Linked DNA regions of Homo sapiens: all the other regions are linked to region 4. Evidence: chromatin loops called from intact Hi-C (ENCODE). Cell type or tissue: heart right ventricle. All regions are shown on one strand.

What was found. A loop is a pair of places that touch in the nucleus more often than their neighbours do. Peaks named below come from ENCODE experiments on the same cell type or tissue, not always from the same donor. Only the 100,000 strongest peaks of a DNase experiment are listed, where the experiment ranks them.
Region 1: a loop joins it to region 4, with 15 times the contacts of the local background. A loop is called at or near these places in 14 of 110 quality-filtered maps.
Region 2: a loop joins it to region 4, with 8 times the contacts of the local background. A loop is called at or near these places in 35 of 110 quality-filtered maps.
Region 3: a loop joins it to region 4, with 13 times the contacts of the local background. A loop is called at or near these places in 86 of 110 quality-filtered maps.
Region 5: it touches region 4 in a loop (14-fold over the local background); 16 of 110 quality-filtered maps call a loop at or near these places.
Region 6: a loop joins it to region 4, with 14 times the contacts of the local background. A loop is called at or near these places in 60 of 110 quality-filtered maps.
Region 7: it touches region 4 in a loop (3-fold over the local background); 60 of 110 quality-filtered maps call a loop at or near these places.

What each region holds. Positions count from the first base shown.
Region 1 is chr20:20,213,328-20,217,327 of GRCh38, reverse strand. The region is part of intron 17 of CFAP61 (cilia and flagella associated protein 61); the gene reads right to left. Among named protein-coding and RNA genes, the nearest start is that of CFAP61-AS1, 53 kb to the left of the region's middle. In heart right ventricle, no CTCF peak of the experiment used is centred here; DNase peaks (open chromatin) are centred at 790, 1,081 and 2,144; H3K4me3 peaks cover 716 bases; H3K27ac peaks cover 3,107 bases.
Region 2 is chr20:20,591,841-20,595,840 of GRCh38, reverse strand. All of the region lies in intron 16 of RALGAPA2 (Ral GTPase activating protein catalytic subunit alpha 2), which reads left to right. Among named protein-coding and RNA genes, the nearest start is that of RALGAPA2, 120 kb to the left of the region's middle. In heart right ventricle, CTCF peaks have their summits at 1,486 (motif pointing right) and 2,129; a DNase peak (open chromatin) is centred at 2,006.
Region 3 is chr20:20,235,463-20,239,462 of GRCh38, reverse strand. All of the region lies in intron 18 of CFAP61 (cilia and flagella associated protein 61), which reads right to left. Among named protein-coding and RNA genes, the nearest start is that of CFAP61-AS1, 30 kb to the left of the region's middle. In heart right ventricle, CTCF peaks have their summits at 1,707 and 1,906 (motif pointing right); a DNase peak (open chromatin) is centred at 1,907.
Region 4 is chr20:20,082,176-20,086,175 of GRCh38, reverse strand. The region is part of intron 6 of CFAP61 (cilia and flagella associated protein 61); the gene reads right to left. Among named protein-coding and RNA genes, the nearest start is that of CFAP61, 32 kb to the right of the region's middle. In heart right ventricle, a CTCF peak has its summit at 2,168 (motif pointing left); DNase peaks (open chromatin) are centred at 157, 985 and 1,589; H3K4me3 peaks cover 858 bases; H3K27ac peaks cover 2,086 bases.
Region 5 is chr20:20,136,279-20,140,278 of GRCh38, reverse strand. The region is part of intron 8 of CFAP61 (cilia and flagella associated protein 61); the gene reads right to left. Among named protein-coding and RNA genes, the nearest start is that of CFAP61, 86 kb to the right of the region's middle. In heart right ventricle, no CTCF peak of the experiment used is centred here; a DNase peak (open chromatin) is centred at 1,815; H3K27ac peaks cover 2,586 bases.
Region 6 is chr20:20,566,855-20,570,854 of GRCh38, reverse strand. All of the region lies in intron 23 of RALGAPA2 (Ral GTPase activating protein catalytic subunit alpha 2), which reads left to right. Among named protein-coding and RNA genes, the nearest start is that of RALGAPA2, 140 kb to the left of the region's middle. In heart right ventricle, a CTCF peak has its summit at 2,045 (motif pointing right); no DNase peak of the experiment used is centred here.
Region 7 is chr20:20,573,276-20,577,275 of GRCh38, reverse strand. All of the region lies in intron 20 of RALGAPA2 (Ral GTPase activating protein catalytic subunit alpha 2), which reads left to right. Among named protein-coding and RNA genes, the nearest start is that of RALGAPA2, 140 kb to the left of the region's middle. In heart right ventricle, no CTCF peak of the experiment used is centred here; no DNase peak of the experiment used is centred here.

The DNA of each region.
Region 1 (4,000 bases), 130 kb before region 4:
TGACATCCAATTGTATCTCTGACTTAGTCTGAAGAAATTAAGCATATCTCTTTCATCTCAATGCAAACAATGGTTTGTATTCTCTTTCACATGACTTGAAAATTCTGTACACCAAAAGGCTCGCTGGGCTTTTGTAAAAGCAATGCACAATGATTGTTTTGAAAGAATAAGCCTTTCTGAAAATTCCTACAGAGTATGCTAAGGCTACAAAGTTCAAAGGAATTTGGTCAGATTCAATGGAATAGCCTCTTGGTTCAAGTGAAGGACTTGGAGGGAGGAATAAAACAAATCCACCTTCTTTTTAAATAGAAATGAAAAGAGAGCTAAGCAGAAACGTCAACAGGAAGGAAGCTGAAATACAATAAATGGGAGTGGCCACTGCTGAACACAAGTTAGAGAAACATTTTAATAAAACACACAAGGCTAATTTCAGTCACTCAGATACTTCACATCAGATCAGGGAAAATAAAGATCTAAGTCTTTACCGCTAATTCTTAGGAAATGAAGATCCCATCCCATGAAAAAAAAAAAATTGGTATAGAAAATTTCCACTGTTTTTCTTCTCATTCTTTGAATCAATTCCTGATGATTTTGACAGCAGTTTAAAAAAATGTTAATTCCATGCTCTCAATGGAAACTTTTCCAAAACAGTATTCAAAATATCTGAAGTAGTTACGAAAATAAAAATAAAACCCCCAACCAAGCAAACAGCAATAACAATACTGCTGTAATTAATCAGCACAAAAGGCTTCCCCATGCCCAGAAGTCCTGGCAGGGATGTGGGTTGCTGCTCATGAGAGTGACACCTATGTGATGACAGCTGTGACTTGCAGGGTGTCTGAGACTCCAAATACAAAACCAAACAGGAGTCCTCGGGAAATTCTCCCTTTTGCTCACTCTGTGTATATTCAAACACAAACTATTTTCAAAAAATTCCCTAAAACCCCTCTGAGTGGGATGGAAGGGACTAGGCAAGCATATTGCACTGTAATTAACACCCGTTCACCACTGACATCACACGTCAGTGTAAAGATAGGTCACGTACTTTTAATTTCTCACACGCACGTCAGCGGTAAACAGTCCCAGTGTTCGTGTTAATGACACCATCTGGCGCCTCCCATAACTGTGTAGCATTCAGCTTCCAAACAAGATGTAATGGCAGCAACACATGAAACCCACTGACATTTACAGTAAGGAAATTTATTATCAGTCATCGGTTTGGTATAAATGTGTTTGCATGACTGCTGGGGCTATAAAATCGTCACCTTTGCCAGGCAAGCAAAGGTGCAATAAATAATGGATTTTAAGCCATGCATGTACTACCAAATCATTAAACATTTATCAAACAGGCACAATAGCATCTTAAGCAACAGTTACCACTTGAAAAATTAATGCCACTTTTGAGGGTTAAATGAAAACCATATAGTCTAAGCCTTAATGATTTTTAATGTGGTTCAGTACAGAATATGAAGTTTTTTTATTTTTATTTTTAGTTGAATATGATATATATATATATAAATAGGTCTTCTATAATAATTTCCTCTTGAGGAAGAATCACTCTATGTTCTTTGGTTAAATACTAAAAAATACAATTGAAATGTTTCTTGAAAAAGAAATCATGGTTAAAACCTTTCAAAACTAGAAATGGCAAACAAAAGGGTCTTTAGGAGTCACGTGGTATTATTTTCTTTAAAATCCTTAATGGATTAGTCAGTGATGATTGCAATTAAACTATTTTAACTTTGGATTTAAGGAAACATAAAGTCAAAACCAACAAAATCCCCTGAGTATCCCAGCCATGTTTGTCCCTACTACTTATTCCTTCCAAATACTCTCCCCATGGCATGCCAGTGATTTCTCCAATATGCTTGTTCTATGGGTATCCGTTGTTTTAAGAACAAAATCCTTAGCAATAACAATTCAAAATACAGATAGATTAGAGGAAGGTTTCGTGGAGGATTAGAGGAAGGCTTTATGGAGGACTTATCAAAGAATAATTTTTGACTCAAAGAAACAAAGAGAAACCTGCGTGGGAACTAATTATTTATTTGCTTGCTGGACATGGAACAATGAAGGCAGAGAAGCCAGTGGCTGCTTTGACATGAGGCTTCCCGTGTGGGAGGTGAACCAGAAGCCAAGCCTGGACGGAGACTGTGCCATCAAGAGGCTCTGTCACGAGATGCCAAGATGAGCACGCGTCTCCAAAACAACACAATCTCAACATGCAAAATGATCACCAAGCAAGAGGAAACAGAGTGAGCCCTAGAGTAAGTGAGTGGCACTGTTTGAAGAAAAAAAAGTTAAGAAGTGACTGAATAAGAGATTTCTCTGTCAGTGTCTGAGTGGGGTTTAATTCCTTGGTGAGAGCTATTGCTTAGAAAGCCCCTGTAGTTTTATGAGTCTGCTCCCTGTGGATGCTTCTCTCTCTCCACTCTCCTTCTGCCTGCCCTGCGCCCTAAACAGGAAGCAGGTGCAGCGCTCTGCAGGCAAGATCCCTGTTGGGACAGAGGGCAGGATGTCTGCAGAATACTGAGGAGGCCAGGAGGGGAGCCCTGCTCCCAAATTTTCCATCAGTGGAAAGAAGTGTTGAGATTTTAGGCCTTCATCTCTAATAGTGACTGCTGTTTACAGCGGTCCAGGGGGCTGTGAGTCTTCTTTGTGTGACTTGGGGTTGAAATTCAAGGTTTTGTCAAGACCATGCATCTTCAGGGATGGCTTCCTCCATTGTTGGGGAGAATCCCTGTGGACAGTGTTCATCTTTGGAGAACTGAATTTAGGACTCAACAGAAGGGCTTGGGGTGGGGGGTCACAGAAACTAAGAGATCACTGCGATGCCCCTCCCTGAATACATACGTATTGCTCGTTCCAAGTCATGGAGGGAGAATTTTGGAGCCTGGCCTGGTCAGACTGAGGAGGGGGTGACCATTCTCCTGCCATTTCTGTTTGCAGGGTGAGGAAGTTGCCTGAATTCCATCTGTGTGCCCACATACACAAAGCTCTGTTACACAAAGGAGCTACTCCAGCGACTAACTTAAGTGGGATTATGTGGAAACGAACACAATCCACTGGGATGGTGGTACTGTTATGGAACAACACAGATTGCCTGAGCCTGGATATCAAAACAAAAGCACCGAGTATGGGAATTTTTCTCAAACAGCTTCTCTGTCCAGTATCCTGAGAGGGCCCCACACTGCCCTGTCCTTCCATCTGTCACTAATTAATTCAAATATTTCCTAGGGTTCTAGCTGCTACCTTACATCTTCTGGAAGTGACTATCAGGGCCCTCACAGAGGTAAAGAATCAATGAATAACTCCAAGAAGCCTTTGCTCATTTCTTTCAAAGTTGTGTCGCTTCCATAATACCTGATGAAACACTCTGCCTTCATATGAGGGGGCGGGGAGGGGGTGGAGAGAGAGAGAGAGAGAGATTGCACACCATGGCGAAAACAGCTCTCCTGAAGGGTGTGAAAAAACAGTTAACAACGAAGGGGAGAGAAACAAAAAGCTATTCAACAGATGCATGTCATTTTTACTCTTCAGTGTGGATCAGTTTTTCTTGTTAATTATATCACCTATTCTTTCCTTATATTGATAATTACATAATTACATGAAACAGATGGGTGACAGAATGCACCCAGATGGTGAGAACGTAAACAGGCTTACAAATTGCTTATTCTTGAGCATATTAAAAAGAATTATTTAATAATACATAGATTTCTATACTCTACACATCTGTTGAGTAGAGCCTTCAAAATGGGTTACTTTGTCATTTTTTTTTTTTTCTTAAACAGATACAGTGTCCTCCCTGGGAATTCCTGGGAGGCCAACTGCCATGGAGGTAAAATATTTCACCTTTTCCAAAATTTGGATTCCTGAAATTCTAAATTCATGTTCTGAGCCCACTGGCTTGCTTTTCCCCTCCCGTTTTGAGAAATAGCAACGGTGGTTTCAAGGGGAGTTACAATCACATGTAGCACTGGTTATACTTTCACAAGCTGGA
Region 2 (4,000 bases), 510 kb before region 4:
GAGTAGCCAGGATTACAGGCATGCCATGCACAGCTAAGTTTTTGTATTTTTAGTAGAGATAGGGTTTCACCATGTTGACCAGGCTGGTCTTGAATTCCTGAGCTTGTGATCTACCCACCTCGGCCTCCCAAAGTGCTGGAATTACAGGTGTGAGCCACCACGTCCGGTCTGTTCTACAATTTTAACTGCTTTTTAGGTTAAAACATTTATCAATCTGTAGCACTTACAGATAGTAGATTTTATTTTTCTTTTAGGAATATTGTAATAGTAGTAATGAGAGGATCAACAATCTCCCCTTATTCTAAAAAAGCATATTGGAATGGTATGGCAAACCTTGCCTCGCTGCTTCTGCATCTGGTTTGTGTGCTTCTAGGAAGTGCTTTTTTGTCAGGACCTGGTCTGATTTACCCTTGGGAAGTTTGATCTTGTGGGAAACCTCAAGATGCTGAGCTGATATGCATTTCCTATGCTTTTTATAGGATCAGATTGGTATCATGCAAGGTGTTTTAAAAATTAGGAAATTATACTATTTATTTTGCTTATGCAACCTTGTATAAGGGATAAATGGAACTCAGAATTTTGGTTATTGAAGAATGAGCCTCACTCCACTTACTAAATGTAAGACTGAGTAAGGAAGACTTAAAAAGTGAGTGAAATTGCTGTGAAAAATAGAGATCTGGAAAAAAAAATAGAAGTTACTGAAGAGCTTACACACTTAATTTGATCACACTGCCTTTTCTCAGTGGAAAAAAATGAAATTAAGTAATCCTTATTTGATCATTTTTCGGTGTTTCGAATGGAGCTTTAGAAAGTAATAGTTTAGGCCGGGCGCAGTGGCTCACTTTGTAATCCCAATACTTTGGGAGGCCAAGGCGGGTGGATCATGAGGTCAGGAGATCGAGACCACCCTGGCTAACACGGTGAAACCCCATCTTTACTAAAAATACAAAAAACTAGCCAGTTGTGTGCCTGTAGTCCCAGCTGCTTGGGAGGCTGAGGCAGGAGAATGCCATGAACTTGGGAGGTGGAGCTTGCAGTGAGTCAAGATCACGCCATTGTGCTCCAGCCTGGCCGACAGAGCGAGACTCCATCTCAAAAAAAAAAAAAAAAAAGAAAGTAATAGTTTAGTAATGGTATTGTGTAACTTACACTGTCAAGAGACGAGAAAGTTAGTGCTTTTAAAATCTGGGTAGTTGGAACTAACTAGGCTTTAGAGAGAGTACATTATTTGGTGAATCTAAGATAGAATTTAGCTCTTTGAAGTGATTTAAACAAATTGTGTGATATTCAAAATAGAAAATGCAATAGATCTAGGATGTATTATATAATTTTATTGTAACTGATATAATTCTTTCTCCATTTTAAATATCAGATAATCCTGTCTTTTGGTATTTGCATATCACTATTAAAATGATTTTCATTCGTTATGAAAGAGCAACTGCTAACAGCTAACCCCACAGAATGAGAGCAGATTTAACATAAATTGCTCTTTCTTAAATAAAATGCCAGCAGAGGGAGCCCAAGAACTATTTAAAAAGGAAAAATAGTATAAAGAAATTGTTTCTGTCATTCATGTATTCATTTATACAAAACATGTATTTAATATAAAATATGAGAAAATCCCAATAAATATACTGTTACAAATCAGGAAATTGGATTTAAATTGTGGGATAAGGAGAATTGAAAATTCTCTTTTCACACCATCTCAATTGATAGTCAACTACAGGAGTAGGTAGCTCAGGGCACCTACAACCCAACAGCACACTTAAGCATCGTGGCTCTCCCCTTCCTTCCCACTAAATCACGAGTGCTCCTGCCCTGCTACTGACCGCTATTCCTGAAGGCTTGGACTTTCTCCATCTGATACGTCCCTCCTGACAGCTTTATAAAAACAAAGCCTTAAAAGCTGCATTAGGCCAGCCTGTTGGGAAGGCAGACCAGCTGGTGGTGGCAGGCTCTCCGTCCGTCTGCTGTGTTGAGGACCAGTGGGGACGCTCTAATTTGGAAGCAATGGTGCTGTGGCTATATTGCATCCCACCAGATGGCGATGTTCTTTATCTTTAGGAAGATGCTGCCAGTGTTGGCTCAGCTCTTATTTGCTCCTGCTCATAGCCCAGAAACCAACATCTATCTGTTTTTGGCATCAGGCTTCAGAGACTAACTCTTCCCACTATCCATAAAAAATGGCATTTGCCAATTATAGTTTAGAAAGTTAGGAAGCTCTTGGGCTCCCCCTTCTGATACTGGATTAACCAGTAGATTCATTAACAAATATAAACTGTTCCCAGAAGGTTTCAACATCTTGCATAATTAGAATAAACAATTAGAGAAGACAGCCGGAAGGGCTGGCCCTATGGTGTTATTTGGCTTCTGTTGCTGAAGGCTGAAGAGACTAGAAATAGATCTGTGAGAAGGACGTAGTCTGTACTTTGGGATGTGTAAGTAGATTAAAAATGTGCACATATGCTTTGTGTTTCTCTGTAGAAAAATGAACAGTTCTTGGCTGTTCAAAAGAAGAGGAAGGCAAAGACAACCTGGGAAACATGAGGCTTTAACATAGCTGTCTTTTCTTGCTACCTTGGCCTATCTTTGCTTGTACTCCAAACAGTTTCCCACCAGCATCTGAAGTTAGACTGTGGGCTGGGCACCATGGCCCACGCCTGCAATCCCAGCACTTTGGAAGGCCGAGGTGGGCGGACTACTTGAGACCAGCCTAGGCAACATGGCAAAACCCCATCTCTGTGAAAAGACAAAAATTTTTTGGGTATAGTGGTGTGCACCAGAACTCCCAGGTACTCAGGAGGGTGAGGTGTGAGAATCAGTTGAGCCAGGGGGGTCGAGTGTGCAGTGAGCTGTGATCACACCACTGCACTCCAACCTGGCAACAGAGCAAAAAAAAAAAGTAAATTGATAAATTTTTGTAAGTGAAGGATCACACAAATTTCATAGTTTTGAGGTCTTGTAACCATATCAGCACACTATAAAATGCATTTTCATTTGGATAGAAAAAATAGCAACCTTTTGTTGAAATCCTCTGTATTAAATGTAGAATCTTCCAACATACTTCTTGCTTAAGGTGAGCCATCAGTTTGCCTTATGACTCAGATTAAAGGATTATACAGAGGGTGGCCCATTGACAGTGAGTTTCCATTTCAGGTGACAAACCAGGTGACCCAGCCAGTTAAGATAATACAGGCTGAGTTTTGATTATCCTCTTCTTAGTAGTAGTAATGAGCAAATTAAAATTTGTGGAAAATATTCTAGTTATGTGGATGTAAAGTTTCATGACTACGTCAGTGAGTGTGGAATCTAGTGAGAAACAGAGCAATGGGGCTTGCATGCAGGGCCAGGGAGCAGGTCCTGTAGGGGATATTCCCAGGGCAGCATGGTAAGGAGGGATGAGGGAGCAGGTGTGAGTTTAGCATAGGGGAGTGAACAGCAGGAAGAACAGAGTAGCAGGTGCCAACTGGGTTAGTACTACTGGAGACTAAAGTGAGCTAGAGTACCTTGCAAGGGGATCAGTATGTCCCGTGAGATCAAGGAAAGCCTGTGTTCACCCTGACTAGGATGTTTGACGAATCTCTAACAAGAGAGGGCTTTGGTGGGTTTTAAGAGGAGTGGCACAGCCAGATCTTTATTTTAGATGGACCATGGAGAGGATAAATATGAAGGTGGTAAGAAGAGAGGGACAGTGATTAGTGATTAGTTTGCAGGCTATTAAAACAACCTACGTAAAAGGTGGTGCAACCCTGAAGCTGTGACTCTAGAAAGAGAGGGTGGGGTGATAATTCCAGTGCCTTGGGTGGTCTTTAGAGATTAAAGTGTACTGTGCAGTTTAGAAATGAGCTGGGGGGAACTCATTCTATAGGGGAATATAGCTTGTAATAATACTGAGATTATCCTGTGGTCCCTACCCAGCTATGGTTTTCTATTTTATGTCTCATATATATTGGTTTTCTACAAATACCTGTGGATCATTCTGTACTTTAGAGAATAATTC
Region 3 (4,000 bases), 150 kb before region 4:
GGTCCTTCTGGCTGGGCCTAAGCAAACTTCCCCGACATTCTTTGTAACATCAACCTCCTTGCTATTCAGAGAAGGTTCCCTGCCCTTTCATGACTTTATATGAAAATATCACCAGCATTTTCATTTCTTTCTCCAACCTCATATTTTTGCTGTGATGGTTCTCTCTATAATCCGATTTAGCAGTGTCTAAATATTTAATTTCTTAAATCTATAACTATGTAAGAGTATTGGTCTAAAGTCATGAAGTTTATAATACATAAGTCTAATAGACTGATTTTTAATTTGATTGCCTATGAATATTCAAAAAGTTCCTTCAAATAGAACAGTGGGTCACGGAGTACAGCTTGCATTTGGGCATGCATTTGATGAAATGGCAGGAACAGCAGAACCACAGATAAAGCTCAGATCTAATGGTGTTGGCTTAATGTATATAAACAATATCTAACATCACCGTGAGCCCTCAGCTCCAAAATCAAAGGTCACCATATCATGAAAAAAAAAAAAAGTTTCAAGTTAAGTGCTCAAGCCAATGAAACATTAAACAAGGGCACCTGCATTTTCACAGCAAATAATTCCAGTGGGGATTTCACGTTGCTGTGGATACAAAGGGAGGAACAGCTCAAAGATACTTGTAAAGCAGGGAGGGATTAGGGTATCCAGGGAAATAAGTAAAAGGTATTGTGTTTCATTCCATGCTTCAGGAGGACAGCTACAAAATTAGGTCTAAACATCCTTATCCTTCAAATAAAGAGGGTCACATTGCCCATTTATTGTGAACATGATAAAAGAAACATAAAACTTTTCATGGTGCTTACCCTTCTGGGCAGTAGATACATGTCGGCCTGCTAGGCGATCGCTAGTTATTTTCTAGCTGATTTTGTGTGTGCTGTGCGTGTCTGCAGGGTGCAGGCATAGCAAACGCAACCAAAGCAAGTGATTTAATTAACTGCTTTAATTAATGCTGTTATTTGAACAAATAGATAATGTAGAGAAAAAATTATTATCCCACATCGATCTAAATGTTTCAATTTAATTTACTAAAACCTCTGCTTTCTGAATGGTTCAAAACAGTGACAAAAATATTTGCCAATGAAAATAAATCCTAGCTCGTGATAGATATTTAACCTATCTACATATTCTACTAGTTAAAAAATAACTCAGATTTAATTCAGTCTTAACAACAACACATGCCATAAAATACTATAGGTGGAGTTTAGAAGTTGGGAGCTCTGTGAACTTCCAATATCAGAGGCAAAACAAATCCACACAAAATATTTATTGTTAAGTACACAGCAGAGTAAGAGAATCTACCAGTTTTTCCCTGAAAAAAATTTAACTTTCTTTAGCAATATTTTTTTCTGTTTAAATCATAAGAGACTTTTGGACAAGGTCCTGAGCCATTAATTTAATTTGTTTATTTTAAAAAAATTTTTATTTTGGAGGATTTTAAATATACACGAGGTGAAAAAAGCTTAGCAATGACTAATATTGTGCTGCTTTGAAAATACTCACCAACACTGTAGTGGTTGGAGTAAACACCACACATTGTATTATTTCATCTTAAATTCTCTAACATGCAAGAACCTAACAAGAAAATGAATTTCAGAAAACGGGGAAGGTGCAGGAAACTGTTAAGTATTAAAGAGATTTCAGGGGCACATTAACCAAATGCAGTAGTTGGACCTGGTTTGCATCCTTATCCAAACCAACTAACTGTAAAAGAACAATTTTAAGACCACTGGGAAAACTGAGCACGGACTGGTATTAGATGATATTAAGGAGTTATGGGGTATTTGTTCGAGTGTGTTAATAGTACTCAATCCATTTTTGTTGTTAGTAAAAATTAAACGGCAGCTGCATCCATGGCCACAAAGTTGTTGGTCATGACACACTCTGACCTCCAGGGGGAGACCGAAGAGAGAGATCCACAGAGGAGGTGTGGGATGGAGGATTCTGAACACATCTAGAAGGGAGTGGGCAGTTCGTGGGGTGAGACAGAGGTTACAAGCTCTCTCCCTGACCCTACTTCTCTCTTCTCTTGGGTGCCATCTTGCCCAGCTCCACCTTGGGTGGCTCAGAGCTCCCTGGTCCTGGAGCTCCTGTAGGAATGAGGATGCGACCTGGAGAAACGGGGCAAGGAGCAAGTCTCGTAAGGTACCCTGAGTCTGGGTGTGACTCAACCCTGGACCCGACACTAAGGTAGAAGTGTCTGCCTGGAGGGCCCTGGGTGCTCTCTGGAGTCCTCGGGGACCTGGCAGGGGAGGGGCATGGTGGCCAGGATAAGGGGCTAGGTAGAAGTTCAGGATCTCAGATAAAAAACTTATGTATCACAAAATAAACACATAAATCCTTACTGAAAAAATGAAAATGCATGCCATTCTTGAAATGTCAATTGAAAAGATAAGAATAAAATTTGGGAGTTCTGGCAAAACAGATGAAAATGAAATTGAGCTTTCCTTTATAATTTAGGGGAAATGATTAATGATGTTTTTATCTATGTCTAGGAAGTAAAAACATTATACATTTATACTTTAAGCATATGTTTATATATACTGAGCACATACCAGATGTAAATACCAAGATGGTAGCTATCAAAGACAAGCCAGAAAGCCCTTGCACATGAGAGATGGCAAAATACAAGACACAAATCAATTTGTTCCTTAAGGATGGAATCATGGAACATTATGGGAATTCAAAATCCAGTGGGATCACTTCTGGTTGGGGAGGATGAAGAAGAGCTTTGTGTTTTGGGCAAATGCTGGCTATTAGCAAGGCTTTAATAACACCACATGGGCAGGTTTTTTCTTGGGCCTTCCTTCTTAATGGTGATAGTTTAAGCATGAGACTTCGTGAAATGCTTTCTGCTAGGTCCAATTTAGCATGTTAATACTATGAATATGGGTTCAGCTATATAATGTTAATAATAACTTAAAAATTAGGCCTGGTAAGCCCCAAAGTAATGATGTGACTTAGAAGTTATATGATTCACTAAGAATTAGAAAATGTGGTTTGGAAAACAAGCCCATAAAAATGAGTTAGTTACAATGAGCAATTACAGGGGGAAATAGGTTTCCTTATAGATGAGACTGCCAATTTTGAGCAAATGTCTATAAAAATGGCTCCTAAACCCACCTGCATGTTGGAATTACCTGGGGATTCTATTAAAAATACTGTACATATTCCTGAAACCCACCCCAGGCCTACTGAATTGTAACTCCAGGAACAGGGTCCCAGGACACTGTATTTGTACAACCCTCCCCATCCCTATCCAAGTGGCTGTGATGTGCAGAATTGTAGAGCCTGGAACTTTTGCAATCTGTTGCTTATAGAAACAGTTACTTAATATTAACCCTAAAATCTCAAAAGGTGATTCACAACATTTTCCTCCACCACAAGTTCTTAAAATAAAAAGGAGAATTCAAACCATTTTTTTCAAGCCTATGTCTTACTATACTGGTAAGTGTTGGATTATCTGTTTGAAAGGCATTATCTTCAGAGAAGTACACTTAGAGAGAAACCTGGTCTCCAGAAGCCATCTGCTGCATAGATGGCTTTGCCTGCTCTGGGTCTCACACAGAGGCTCACGGTCTTCCCACTCCCCAGCAACGAGGACCACCTGTCACCTCTACTGGAGGGCCCTCATGCCTGTGTTTTCAGGCGGGGCTGTTTCTGGGCTTCCCTTCCAAATTTCCACCCAACATCAAATGCTGTAAGTTGGGGGGCAGTTTGATATGTCCTTATTCCCTCAATCCTCTTGTGCATCATTTTATGTGCGCCAAGATAAAAGAATTATGGCCCTAATCCTCCCTCCGCAGGGAGGAAATAAAGTGGCTGGCAGGTGCAGAGCTGAGGAAGTGGGAAAGGGTGCACAGCTGAGGGTGTATGATGCCTTTGCTTTTTTGGGAGTGAGGCTGCCCATGAGAAAAGTGGGGATGGGAGGATGGTGCAGGAAGGGTAAACACCACATCGGCCTGGTGGCATTGGCCGAGTGTGTCCCTGC
Region 4 (4,000 bases):
AATAAAATTTGAAAGAAAAAAAAAAAAGAAACTGGCAAAGTCACTTCAATGCTAAGACTTGGTTTTCTCATGTACAAAAAACAGGTAGGGACAAGAATAGCTGCAAGACACAGATGACGCACTAAAGCCTGCTCTCTGGGGCACACTAAGTCCTTAGCAAGTGTTTGTTCTCCACGTGAGCCCTCAGAACCTTGGCAGAAAAAGCCTAGAACATTCCAGGAACAACTCACTTCCCCACTTAACCTGCCAAAAGGGCATTGCTAATAAGAGGTGGTGGCTTTTCTCTGTAAAAAAGAGTCCTTGATGATATTGGCTAAGAATAATTTGTAAAAAATTCTAGGAGAGAGTAGTCAACAAATCCATTTTCAAACGTTTTGCCAAAAATAAAAGGTTGCATCAATATTTATTAACAGACATTTTAAATAATGGAAAAATAATTCAATAACCTAATCATTTAAGTGAATGAAGACAGCAATCACACACAATCAACTGTGCACCATAGGCTTTTAAATATACGATGGACACAGAAATATTACTCTGTAGCTATAAACATCAGGAATAAAGGTTCCGAAAGACCCAGAGCCCTAGGCCTGCTCATGAACCTCAGCAGCCCGTTAACAAAGTTATCCATAATCATACCTCAACACGAATTCTTCTGGGAAAAATAGAAAAACATCCAAATCTTGGAGTTCTGAAGAGGCTCTCTCTTAAGCCCTTTCCCAAAATGGATAAAGAGGAACTTGTTCTGCTAAATGCATTCCTTGGGGTAATTGATAATTTATGATCTTGCATCAGCCCGAGTGCTAATGATAAAGTATGACATCAGCCTCACATAGTCTCAAATGGCATATGACAAAGTCCAGCCCCACAGAAACAAAACACCCCAGCTATGGAAAACAACTCATGCAGTCAAATGTTTCAACGTGACTGTTCTGAGGCAATGAGCGCTGCCTGTCAAAGTCAGGATGCAAGGAGAGCCACTGTGAATTTGGCACCGCAGCGTCACATGCCCTGGCACTGACAGGCCGCACAGTGTTCCAGTGGCGATGAAGATGCGGAGTTTATAGATCAGCACAGAGTGCAACGGAAATAGTACAATTCTCTGAGCGAAAAGCAAAGTTACTTTATATCTTCCATTCTGAATGTGTCTTGGAGGGGGCAGCAATGTGCTTGTTAACGTCATCAATTATACAATATTTTATTTTAACTTCCCTGGAGGAAACAAAAGGTCCACCTCATAAACACTTATCAATCTCTCAGACACCCAGATTTCCATCAGACTCTGAAAACTGTGCCATGTGAAATGGAGTTGAACACACACCTTAAGGAAATCAACCCCCTTTCAGGACACCCTACTTGGGAAATGGGTGTCTTCTAAGTCCACAGCTAGAAATGAGCCGGTAGCTCTCACTGGCTTCCTGGAAGGTGGGGAGAAGTGAGGACAAACTCCCTCAGCACTTCCACCAGTCGGTTAGCTGAGCTTGCTAGGAGCACCGCGACATCCAGAACATGCAGAACTCTCCCTCGCAGCCTGATGGGTCTCTGGGTGACACGCAGATCCTGACATTGCTTCATCACCTCCACAGCCTGGCTGCTGCACTACATGATTACGGCCCCAGAGGAAAACCTGCAGGCCTGCTTCCCTCGAGTCTGAGAGGTGTGCATCACTTCCCTGCCAGCACAGAAACCACTGCAAATGCACAGATGGAAAACTCACACTTAAGGACTGGAGTGACAGCAGCAGCAGCAGCAGCAGCAGCAGCAGCAGCAGCAGGCCACCTCCGCATCCAGAATCCTGGCACAGCCTCCTCATTCCTGTCTGATGATATTCTCCATATCCAGAGAGGATTTGTATTTAAAGCTGGACTTTAAAATGTACAGTTGTAAAATGTACAACTGAATGTTGTCACTTCAAACACCATAAATATATTTCTTCAAACCTGTGTGTGTGTGTATTTTAAGAAACCAGTGAATTAAGAAAACAAGTCATAGAAAATCTAATTTAGTGGTAGTGATAGAGAATGCAGTGTGTTCTAGTTAAGCCAACTTTTTACCATGAACACCATCTCAACATGGGGTAGGAGAACCTAAGATCGGCGTCAACTAGATTTTTCTTTCACTTCAGGTATGCAAAACCAAGCACCCTTTTTCTTTTCAAGATCTCTTGTGACCTCTAGTGGTCTTCTTTAAGAAAATCAAATCTATCATTTCTAAACTCCATATAGTATTCCACTGTAGAACTTCCAAATGGGTTTTGGAGTCATTTAGCTTCTAGTCCTTGGAAAATGTCATGATTTTAAAAATTATGAAGGGTTTTAAGCTCAAATTTGTCATGTGCTTTTCAAAGCACATCTGATCTAAACGTCCATCCTGGGCTAGTATGGCTCCAGCTGGACTTGGCTCCACCATAGACTTGGTGGTCACTTACCAGTCTTATTCATGAAGATTGTTGGGGGAAATCTGTAATTGCCCTATCCCTTCTTTTGGAATGCTTTAGGATATTCATAATTATTCATATGAAATTGCTCAGAAGTCAAGTTTAAGTGGATTTCTAAAAAGCATGACATGGGACTATCAAATGTTTCATTAAAATGATTGCCTTAAGAGTTAAAAGTTTGTAATTACAAACCACCCATCTTAAATCTTAAAGAATGTTTTTTTCATCTATTTTATTTCTTTTAATTTCAATAGTTTTGGGAATACAGGTGGTTTTTAGTCAAATGGATGAGTTCCTTAGTAGTGAATTCTGAGATTTTAGTGCACCCATCACCTGAGCAGTGTACACTGTACCCAATAGGTTGGATTTTATTCCTCACCCCCTCCGAACCTCCCCCTCCCCAGCCCCCACGGTCCACTATGTCACTCTGTATGCCTTTGTGTCCTCATAGCTTAGCTCCCACTTACAAGTGAGAACATACGGTATTTGGTTTTCCATTCCTGAGTTACTTCACTTAGAATAATGGCCTCCAGCTTCATCCAAGGTGCAACAAAAGACATTATTTTGTTCATTTTTATGGCTGAGTAGTATTCCACGGTGTATGAATATCACATTTCCTTTAACCACTCATTGGTCGATGGGCACTTAGGTTGGTTCCATATCCTTGCAATTGTAAATTGTGCTGCTATAAACGTGTGTATACATGTATCTTTTTCATATAATAACTTATTTTCCTTTGTGTAGATTCCCAGTAGTGGGATTGCTGGATTGAGTGGTAGCTCTACTTTTAGTTCTTTAAGGAATCTCCACACTGTTTTCCATAGTGGTTGTACTAGTTTACATTCCCACCAGCAGCGTAAAAGTGTTCTTTTTCACCACATCCATGCCAACATCTGCTGTTTTTTGACTTTTAAATTATGGCCATCCTTGCAGGAGTAAGGTAGTAGTATCTCACTGTGGTTTAATTTGCATTTCCCTGATGATTAGAGATTTTTCATCTATTTTAAAAAGCAACAAGGTTGAGCCAATTTAATCAACCATTGTTATCAACAAAGAAGCAATACTCCACTAAGGAAACCAGTTATTTCACAACATTGTTTGAAAGCACATAATCCTTTCCTTGGCCAAGTCTCCTCCCAGCCCCAGGAGGACTTGAAAAAGACAGGTTTTCCCCCAGAAAAAGAGCATGCCAGTAGTTTCTAAATCTGAACACATCTCAAATCCACCATGGATGATTAATTAAGCCCACTGTAGATTTTAGAGGTGTGTCCAGAAGTAGCTATGCTTTATTTCAGATAGTATGAAAAGTACAGAACAGTAACTTCACTAATTACTGTCTAAGTAGATGGGCAGATTACAGCATAATTTTCCACATGGGTAAATCAAAGAAACAGGACAGGGGATTACAGTGTTAATTCATTGGTTTTGAATGTGTCACTAGCCAAATGGCTGAAGGATAATTACATCCCCAAACCCTTCACTGGTTCAGTGTCTTACGAATTGTGTTCTTCACCATTAACTATCAGTGCAAGTAACTATCGTTGAAACGGATGTCAAAAAATA
Region 5 (4,000 bases), 54 kb before region 4:
CAGCATGGCATATGTATACATATGTAACAAACCTGCACATTGTGCACATGTACCCTAAAACTTAAAGTATAATAATAATAAAATAAAAAATAAAAAATTTTTTAAAAAATGCAACAAGACAGCACTAAAAAAAAAAAAAAAAAAAAAAAATTTCCAGCACCCAGAGGTTCCCCTCATCTCCCCGTCCAGTCAATACTCCTCTCAAAGGTATCCACTCTTCCAACTTTTACTATCATTGATTACTTTTGATCAGCAGAAAACTTGTGAATTAAAAAAACCTCATTATCAGTAACTACCTATTTTAATGTATTACAAAGATATTTCTTTCCTATTTTAAGTTTGAAGAACTACAAAAAATGCAACTAAAAGTAGACATTCACTGTGCATGCTTCTTTTATAATTAGGAAAATATTACAAAAAAGTAAAAAGTCTTAAAGACTGGATTAGATTTTCAGTAAACTAATAATCCTGGTGACTTAACTGTCAATGGTCTAATGTTCATGAGACAGTTACCAACTACAAAGACTAATTGCTTGACTAAACTGTCGTGAGGTGTTGCAGTTTATTACTAAGCAGCTGCCACGTTCATCCCTAGAGGTGACTGCATTTCAGAACTGGGCAAGGTGAAGCTGGATCTCTCTCTCCAGTGTCTCTGGGGTCTTGCGAGGTTTAATTACTTAATGTTCATAATGTCCCCTGAGATCCTCAAATAAGAGGTGCTATCCTGGGGAAAGCTGAGGCAGTGGTATTGTGTAACACATGACTAAAAATACAACTGAAGCTGCGCGATTTAATTGTTATTTTATGGCTTATACCATCTAAGTAGTTTAGAAGTCATGAACTATTGGTTTACTCTAGTGGGAGTAAAGGCACAATTTGTCAGGACTTTCTCTCTAAGTGAGACTGCTTATCTGAAGCGGGTTTACCATGAAGCTAATAAAGCTTAGAGGTTCAGGCATCTTCCCAGCACAGGCTCCGCCAAGGCACAGCATCTAATGCCACATTCATCATTTTGCATTACTCTCCTTAAAAAGGGCTCTTGAATGGGTCAGACTTTAGGTCCCACAAGACTCTGGATCTACCCCGCTCTTTATCTAATAGGAATAATACATACGGAGTGCAAAATAATACATGTTGAGGGCTTCAGGAATAAATAATAATATAATTTTGTGCTTTTTACATTTATTTTAAATATCCATCAAAAATCTTAATTTTTGTGTGATGAAATAAATTGATTCTAAAAGAGCAAATATGGAGAAACAGTAAACAAAAATTTAAGAAAGATGAACAAAAAGAGAGCCAAATTCCCAACTGAATATTAAGACATTATAAAGACATAGTTATTAAAACAGAGAGTTACTGGGGCAAGAATAGAACAGAATGAAGGCCAGAAATAGACACAGACAGTTATGAAATGTTGATATATGATGAAGATGGCATTTCAAGTTAGGGGGAAAGAACAAACTGTACAATAAATAGTGCTAGAGGAAGTGAAGCAAAATGATCAAATAGAAGCTTCCACCAATCATCCTCCCCACAGGAACACAAAATTTAACAATTATGTACACAACAAAGCACCTTCATAAGAACCAAAAATCAGGGGAGTGATCACACTATCTGGTTTTAACTTCATATCACTGAAAGAGGCACTGAAGAGGGCAGGAAAGACAGTCTTGAATTGCCAACACTAACCTTTCCCCATTCCCCTGGCAGTAGCCACGTGGCGTGGAAAATCTGTACACTTGGGGAGAGAAAGTGCAGTGACTGTGGGACTTTGCAATGGAATGCAGTGCTGTCAACACCAGGCAGAACTCAGCTGGCACCCCAAGAGGGAGCATTTGCATCAGCCCTAGCCAGATGGGAATCACCCATCCTGCTGGTTGGAACCTGAGTTCTGGCAAGCCGTGCCACCACAGGCAAAAGTGCTCTGGGGTCCTAAATAAACTTGAAAGGCTGTCTAGGCCACGAGGACTGAGCTACCGGACTTAGGGGACATGCGAGCTAGTAAAACACCAGCTGGATCTGCTAAAAGAGTGCTTGCGTTACCCCTCCCCTAATCCCAGGCACCGCATCTCACAGCTCCAAAAGAGACTCCGACTCCTTCCTTCCACTTGAAAAGAGGAGAGGGGAGTGAAGAGGACTTTGTCTTGTAACTTGGATCCCAGCTCAGCCACAGTTGGATAGGGCACCTGGCAGAGTCACAAGGTCCCTATTCCAGGCCCTGGCTCCTGGATGACATTCCTAGACACACCCTGGACTGGAAGGGAAGCTGCTGCCTTGACATGAAGGACCCAGTCCTAGTAGGATTCATCATGTGGTGACTAAAGAGCCCCTGGGCCCTGAATAATCAGCAGCAGTAGCCAGGTAGTACTCGCCATGGGCCTTGGGTGAGACTAAGAGCTGTGCTGACTTCAGGTGTGACCGGCACATTCTCAGCTGTAGTGGCTACGAGAAGAGACCACTTCTGCTTCAGAAAAGCAGAGGAAAGAGTAAAGGGGACTTTGTCTTGAGCTTAGGTGTCAGCTTGGCCACAGTGGGGAAGAGCACCAAACAGGCTCTTAGGGTCCCCAGTTCCAGGCTTTGGCTCTTGAATGGCATCTCTGGACCTACTATAGGCCAGTGGAAGAGCCCACTGCCCTGAAGGATGAGTCCCAGGCCTGAAAGCATTCACCACAAGCTGACAGAAGAGCCCTTGGGCCTTTAGTGAACATCAGTAGTACCCTGGTAGTACTCCCTGTGGGCCTGTGGTGGTGGTGGACATGGGGAGAGACTCCTTTGCATGGGAAAAACGGAGGGAAGAGCGGAAAGTACTTTGCCTAGTGCTGTCACAGTCAGGCCAGCTGCAGTAGAACAGAGCACCAGATAGATTTCTAAGGTTTCCTACTCCTGGCTCTGGCTCCCAGACAGCATCTCTGGACCTCTGTAGGGCCAGGGGAACTTGTTGCCCTTAAGGGAAGGACATAGGCCTGGATGGCTTCATCACCTGCTGATTGCAGAGCCCTAGGGCCTTGAGAGAATGTAGGTAGTGGTTACAGTGGGCCTTGGGCAAGACCCATGGCTGTGCTGCCTTAAGGTTTGACCCTTTGCAGTCACAGTGGTGGTGGCCACAAGGGTGCTTTGTGTCACCCCTCCCCCAGCTTCAGGTGGCTCAACACAGAGAGAGAGACTTCATTTGTTTGACAGAAAGTAAAGGAAGAGAATAAGAGTCTCTGCCTGGTAATCCAGAGTATTCTTCTGGATCTTATCCAAGACCACCAAGGTGGCACCTCTACAAGTCTGCAAGAACCAAAATGTTACTGGGCTCTGTGTACCCACCTAATGCAGATATAGATGCAGTGACCAAAAACTTAGTTCACAACATCCAAGTTCCTTTGAATACCTGGAAAGCCTTCCCAAGAAGGAAAAGTACAAACAAGTCCAGATTGCAAAGACTACAATAAATATCTAACTCTTCAGTGCCCAGACACTGACAAACATCCACATGCATCAGATCCAACCAGAAAAACATGACTTCGCCAGACTAACTAAATAAGGCACCAGGGACCAATCCCAGAGAGACAGAGATGTAGGACCTTTCAGATGGAGAATTCAAAATAGCTGATTTGAGGAAAACTCAAAGAAATTCTAGATAGCATGGAGAAGGAATTCGAATCCTATCAGATAAACTTAACAAATAATTTGAAATAATTTTAAAAATAATGCAGAAATTCTGGAGTTGAAAAATGCAACTGACATAATGAAAAATGTATCAGTCTCTTAATAGCAGAATTGACTAAGCAAAAGAAAGAATTAGTGAGCTTGAAAACAGGCTATTTTAAAGTTAACAGTCAGAGGAGACAAAAGAAAAAAGAATAAAAAAGAATGAAGCATGCTTACAGGGTCTAGAAAATAGCCTCAAAGGGAAAAATCTAAGAGTTATTGCCCTTAAAGAAGAGGTGGAGAAAGAGATAGGGATACAAGTTTATTCAAGGGGATAGTAACAGAGAACGTCCCAAACCTA
Region 6 (4,000 bases), 480 kb before region 4:
CTTCTGCCAGTTGAGGGAGATTACGGATAGGGACACATGGATTCTTGACTTGATTTGGGATATCAAGCAGGCAAGTGATGTGATTGATTTATGCTTCACAGAGATTCTGGACTGCATTTGGAAGATGGATTTGAAAATGTGATAGTAGGATAGAATCAGAGATTGGCCTGTAGATGGAGAACAATTAGGAAGTGTTTAATACAGATTTTAAAAAAATGATAAGAACTAAGCCGGTAGCATTGGGGATGGAAAGAAAGGAATAGAAAAGATTCAATAAATTTTAAGACATTTCATTTTATTACTAGGTTTTCTTAACCAATATAGAGGTATAGGGAGTGTTTGAGATTTACCCTTTAAATTGTAAATACTTATTAATGAACTTGAATCATTTATTAACTATCAAGTAACTGTCCTTTCTGCATTTTTTGTATTCGTTGAAGGTATGATGCAGACACACAGACCTTTTGATACCTCAGGGTACATGTAAGAAGTTATTCTCCTGATAAGCAAACTTTTTTTGTTGCTTTAGAATGTACTTGAATTTAAATAGTTTGCAGTATGTATTTCCCAATACTTACTTTGAGCTTTAAAAATCATTGAACTCTTATATGAAATAATAACCATACTGTCCTAGTGAGTAGTCTGTCATATTCATTGTGATTTTAGCAGTGTATAGAGGACATCCATGTAGCAGGCTGGCTTAGTCCCATAATCTCATTTATTTCCTAGATAAATGTAGAAATAGGAACACAAAGTAGAATTGTTTGTACTCCCTGCTCAAATATTTTACAGGCATCATTGCAAGTGGAAGCATCTTTTACAGAATGATGCAACTCAGGGTATGTGGAGGATTATGGGGTATAGAAAAGACAATTAACTCTCAGATAATAATGAACTCCTTCAGTGAAAGAAACAAAAGAGGAAGGTTTACTTAACAATACCCTACTTTAAAGAAGCCTTATGCTAATATTTTGCAGGAAAAAAAATTTACTTGGAAATAATAATCAACTATAGATCCTTCTCATTTTATAAAAACAAGTAAGTTAGCAGTAAACAATGTTCCTTAGAATGAATTTTTTAGAAAGTCACATAAATGAGTTTAGAATTGTCTTTCTATTTTAAGATGTGTTGATGTGGAAATGAAACAGTAAAATGAGATGAAATAAGAGTATATTATATAACATTTGAGAACCTGAAAAAAATTATTTTATAAATCATTTTCAAGAAATACAATTTTATAGTATAGACAAAAGAATTTCCAAATTTTGTGCTTAAAATTGTTTTTACATCTTAATGCATGTTATGTTTTTAATTAAGTTAAGGCTCAATATCTTTTATAGTTCATAGTGGAATACATAAATCTTAAAAGATGGTCCAATGCTAACAGTAATCCCAACATTCAGACTTCTAAGATGAAATGAGGATATCATAAATCTCTATTTAAAATCAGCCTATTATTTAGGCTTAGTTAGAAGCTTGAATTTTTATGTGAGTTTAATAGAGTTGACTGTTTTCTTTAACCTTAACAATTATTGTTATATATTTTAGAAGCGCTGACTGTCTGCCAAACAGAATTACTCTAAGTAAACTTTATTCCTTTGCCAGATGAAAATTACGCAGAAGACCTAATGAAAGAAACTTTTTTTCATTTAAGTTAAGAAATGTCTCTGGTAATTAGTTTAACTTTTGATCCACACGTCTAAATAGATCATAGTGGTTGTTTCAGAACTTATGTAATTCTGGAAACACATGTTATATTAATTATAAAAAGAAAAGAAAGCATTTATGGTAGAGAATACAGTTAAATTCAATTTTTTAATTAACAAACTATGTACCTGTGACTGGTACCATCTCAGGGCTTCTTTCTATTTTGTGAGAATTCTCAAAGGGCCACACTTTTATGTATCCTAGCAGCAAAAGGATTTATTTATGCAGAGAGAACCTTATGAAAGATGTCCTGTGTTTTTAAATAAATAATCATAAATAATTGTTTAAAATTGAACATTATCAGTTTTGTCTCACAAATAAAATCCAAGGTGGGTTTCTTCCTTTTGCCTCTGGGTGGCACACTTGTCTGCACGACGCAGCTTTGTGGTTCATGGGCCTTTGAACATTATGCTTTGTATGGCTTGGTTGTTTCATGAAGTTCTTTCTTAAATCTGAAGGTATCAAAATTATGTCAGTAGTGACCAATAAAGTGTTGAATTAAATAAGTTATAAGATGCTAAAAAGTATTTTCAAACATAATGATGTTCATAGTAATTGAAGACATTTTTTAGTTTAAAAAACAATTTGTAAAGTAGATGTCTCATGAGTTGTGTTCTCTGGCAATCCTGGAAAGTTATAGTTTCATCTAATATGATAGCAAATTTATTATGTAAACAGACATGACCATTTGTATCTTAAAAAATAATAATACATATACCAAACAGCCAGAAAAATGTAGTGCATTCCAAAGCAACTGTTTTTAGTATTTTTAACCAGTTTTGGTTATCCTAATAACTTATGTAATACTAACACAATGAATTTATCAAGTAGTATTTCCCCCGGTACATATGTAACATGGGTTCGTGGTTGATTGGTGTGATCGAAAACATGGTTTGAAATGGCTTTATTTTTTCCTTGACAATGAATTTTTTTTAAAAATTGATGTTAGTGGTTTACAAAATAATTAGGATTATAAACAGTTCCAAAATAACTATAAATTATGAAGAAAATTTGGCGTGACTTTCAGGGCTACCCGGCCTGCCTGTGAAGGAGTCTCCCAGTACGCTTCCCTCTGCTCAGCTGCTTTGTGTCTGAGGGTGGGCTGGTGATGGTGCTTAGGAGTATTTATTTCTTCAGCACTCACAGTGCTGGACTCTGTGCTGGGGACTGCATGATGTTGTACTATTGAATCTTCTCTGCAATTCAATTCAATAAATACCATGGCCTATTTTATTTTATTTTATTTTATTTTATTTTATTTTATTTTATTTTATTTTATTTTATTTTATTATTGCTTTTTTTTTTAGAGATGGGGTATCGCTCCATTGCCCAGGCTGGAGCGCAGTGACACAATCATAGCTCACTGGGCTCAAGCAGTCCTCCCGTCTTGGCCTCCCAAAATGCTGGGATTACAGGTGTGAGCCATAGTACCCAGGCCCCTGAGGCCCATTTTATAAATAATGAAACTTCAAAAAAATATCTAAAACTTTTGCCCAGTGCCACAGGCTAAAAAGCCTGTTAGAATTCACATACAGGCTTGGCTTATTCCACCAGGTATGTTTTCTTTTATTGATTCACAGCAAGCGTATTGGTCCAACAGCCTTGATGTTGTTTCTCCCTTCCGTTTTATTTTGCCTGGGCTCTGCCCTTGGTCCTACTCCACTTCAGAATCCTCCTTATTAAACTACCCTGCCCCAACCTGGAAAGACCTTTCCACAGTTGCCTTCTCAGTTCTTCATCATCCTTCAGTTTCTCTTCTAAAGCTGTTTCTTGTTGTTCTCAGTTTTTCCTAACACTTAAGCAGCTTTTTCACATCAGAATTCCCCAAAATAGTTTGACATGAAAGAACCTATGATTTGGATTTATTAAAAACAGTTTTTATTAATTTCATGATTATTTAAAACAGATGGAAAGATCAATATGTGTGAAATGGAAAAGGACAGTTGAGGAAAGGAATTTTATTTTCATGTTTGTAAGAACATGTATCAGAGACTGGAAGGTTTTCTTTGCTTAAAATAAGTGAGCTATTTTTTAACAATGACTTACAGATTTAATGTCTTAATGTAATTTGTCTGTTATACATCAAAGTTAAATTCTCTTTTAAATGCAAAGCCTACATTAATGTAAAATTATTGTTGCAAATATGCATATAGACATTTTGGGAAATGTGGGTCTTTGTCATTTTCATCTATAATATTGTGTTTTATAATGCACCAAAAAAGCATGAGGCCTCTCTCCAATGCAGAAGTGTTTGTTGTTCTGCCCTGAAGTAACATATTTGGATCATAACAGC
Region 7 (4,000 bases), 490 kb before region 4:
CTTTTCAGTTTCATTTTTTTCTTGCCTTTTGTTGCCCTTGTCATTCCTCTACTTGAGTTCCTCAGATCCAGAGATTGTGCTTCAGTTTCTTTGATTAGGCCTTAAAAATGCCAACAACATATACACTCGAGATGACACTCAGTGGGGACTGATAATTGCCTAGAAATCAGTCCGGCTTTATTTGTATGGGGTGAAGAAGAGAACTTTGGGAATAATTATGTTAATAAATTAACACAATGTGTTCTATTCAAAAATTAGGAAAAGAATAACAGAATAACATACATGTTAATAAAAAAGGAACTAATAAAGCTGAGAGCATACATGCATGTACTAGAAAGCAAATAATAGTTAGAAGACAACTAAAAATTGTTCTTTGAAAACACTAATAAAAATAGACAAACAGGCAAGACTGATCAAGAAAAAATGTTGGAGGTGAAAAGGGAACAACTACGAAACCAATATAAATTTTTAAAATAATACAGTATGCTATTCAAATAGATCTATAAAAATAAAGGATAATTTCTAGCTTTACTAAACCTTCATGTAAAAGAGAAACTTTACCTTTTTCATCCCATTCCGTAGAAAGAGAAACTCACTTCTGTTATCTACCTTATGTTACCTTGAAACAAACCACACAAGGTCAGTATGAAAAAAACATAATTAGAGACCATCTCACTTATAAACATATAAGCAAAAAATTCTAAATAAAGCAATAATAAATGAGATTGAAGAATGTTGGAAAAATATCATACATCAGGGCTAAGAGAAGTTCATTCCAGGAATGCAAAAGAAAAGCCTATGAGAAAGATATCCAATAGATTCCAATTGAGGAACAATCTATAAAGCCAGTACTCCTTAAAAACCATGAAGGTCATCAAAAACAAAGTTTTAAGAAAACTCACAGTCAAAAGGAGGCTATGGAGACATGACAGCTATTTGTTATGTGATATCCTGGATGAGATCCTGGAACAGAAAAAAGAATTACCTAAAAACTAAGGAAATCTCAATGAAGTGTAGACTTTATAATAATCTTTTAGTATTGGTTTGTTGTAATAAATATTCCATTCGAATATAAGATGTTAATAGTGGAGAAATTAGATACGGAGTATATGGAAACTATATTATTGTCACAATTTTTTATAAATCCAAAATTGTTCTTAAAAAATAAATTTTATTTTAAAAAGACTAATTCAGGAAAAAATTACCAAATATAAATGCATTAAAGCCAACAACAAAAATTATAAAATAAGTGGCTTTTAAAAATAAGCAAGAGAAATGAGTAACAAAGACATAAATTATAATAATGCATATTATTAAAGACAGTAGAGTGAACAAACACAAATAGCCCCACTTATTCTCCAAACCGTACTTAAGCCACATTGAAAGGATTTATATTAAATAAGACATAAATCCACAAGGACAAAGATGGCAGGAGAAAGACAGTAGCAACCAACTTCTTGAAGTTGCAGAACAGGTGGCCTGTGGTAAATTAATTGGCAGACCTGAGAATATTAAATCCTGTGTCAGTAATAGGGGAAGCCAAGAAACAACCTGACTTAAATTAATGCGGGTTCTCTAAAAGGGTTAGAAAATTTCCCATACCAGGTAGCTACAAAAGTAGGAGGTGATGATGGGGCTAAAAACAGGAAGACTGTAAGTCTGTTTAAGAACTAGTTAGAGCTCTGTTGCCACTGGCCACTGCTTTTTCACCCTAGAAAATGGTGAAAGTAAATTAGGCGGGTTCTGGCTTGGAGTCACCAACACGTCTGAGTGCAGAGATGCTGTCTTGAAAACAGAGGGATTAAAGGAGAGTTTTCATACTCTTTGAGCAGGAAGAGAGTCTTTTGAATTCCAGGAAAAAAAAAAAAAACAAACTCAACATACATATATCTGAGGTTCTTCAGGAACACAGTGAAACTGACCAAAGACCATGCCTGCTTATGGTTTCTGCTTCAGTTCAGTCCTGAGCATGTAGAGCTGTCAAATATGTTGTTGGAGAAATGAGTTTAAACTTGAGGAAAGAAATCTAGGCCAGAAATGGGCATGTAGAGCTGTGAGTATATGGATGGCATTCAAATATGTCTGGCAGTAAATCTGTATGAGATTAAGAGGGGCATGAGTATAGATAGAGAAGACAAAAGCTCCAGGGCTCTTCAGTGTCCACAGTCTGTGAGATGAAGAAGCACCAGCAAAAGAAGACCAGGTGAGAGTCATACCTGGGGGTCAAATGGTTGAAGCATTTCAGAAAGGAGACATGATTACCTGAATCAAATGCTGCTGAGGACTGGACATTGAGCACTACATTAAACAACATGGAAGTCTTTGGTGGCCTACTCAAGCACCATGCCAGTGGAGAAGAGGGATAGAACACATGGGGGCTGAGGCTATGACACATGAGAACAGAGACTGAACTTTGTGCAAAGGCTGCAGGTTGGAGATGTGGAATCCAGAATTTAAAAACTGAGCTGCGAGAGATTAGAGGAATGTGCTTGGTCATGGAAGCAAATAGAGATAGAATTGTCTAAAAAGGGCCTGAGAAGAAGCGTTAAATGCTGCAATGAAGTCAAAAGGATGAAGAGTGAGAAAATACAATGTGCAGTTAAAATGCTTGCCTCTGTTGATTATTACATACATACTATGAAATAAATTTTTTTGTTATAATACATCATTCTTTAAGTGGTGCCTGTGTGTCTTTGGCTGCTTTTCTGTTTACTCTAAAAATTCAAAGGCTTATTTTAGGAAGCTGGAGACGTACTCAAATCAGTCTTCTAGCCTTTACTCATACTAAAGCAACAGGTATCCAAAGAACAAAATTCTATAACTTAATCGGTAAAATTAGATATACATGTAAATCATTAAATTCTTCATTAACTATTTGTTTCAATGCACAGTTTCATATTTCATAATTAAATATATATTACAAAGACATTCTATGCCTTGAACTTGTTAGCACACTCCTATCTCACAGCCTTTGCTCTAGCTCTTCTCCCTAACTGACTCTTCCCCACAGAGCTGCACAGCCCATTTGCACATTGTCTTCAAGTTCGAGTCACATATCACTGCATGCTTAAAATCTTTAGTCACTGGAGAACTGCAAATGAAAACCTCAGTGAGATACTGCTGCATGCCTATAAGAATGGTTAAAATTTTAAAAACCAACAGTATCAAGTTCTAGCAAGGATGTAGAACAAGTGGAACTCTCTCATACTTTGCTTGCAGGAGTGCAAACCGTAACAGCACTTTGGACAACAGTTTGACAGTTTCTTTCTTCAGTTTAATGTTTATTAAGCATACACTTATGACCGGACCCAGGAATCTCACTCCTAGATATTTACTTAAGAGAAATGTAAACATGTTAACACAAAAGCTTGTACATGAATGTTTATAGCAACTGTATTCATAATTGCCAAAAAACAGGAACAAATCTAAATATCTACAGGTGAATGGATAAACTATGACACATCTGTAAAATAGAATATTAATCAGTAATAAGAAGAGACAACTGATACCCACAACTGTACAGATGAATCTCAAATGCATTTTGCTGAGTGAAAGAAACCAGACAGGCTACAAACTGTAGAATTTCATTCATGTGACATTCTGGAAAAGGCAAAACTATAGGAACAGAGAACAAAGCAGTAGTTGCAAGAGGCTGAGAATAGAGGAAGGGGACCAATTATGAAGGGGCACTTTTTGGAGTGATGAGATCCTCCATATTTCAATTATGGTGGCAGTTTATGGCAACAGTTGCATGAACGTATACATTCCTTAAAACTCCTTAAACCTGAAAGGGATGGAAATTTCTTGTATGCACATTTCACCCCCATGAACCTGACCTAACAACAACCACCGCAGATGTTACTCCAGCATTGAGGCTTCCCTGGCCACCCATTTCCATGGCACTGTTTCCCACCCATCCTGCTCAAGGGTCTCCCTCTTCCTCTCCCCTGATCTATAAAACCCATCACAGGGTCTCCAGGAACTGTTATGTCATGTCTTA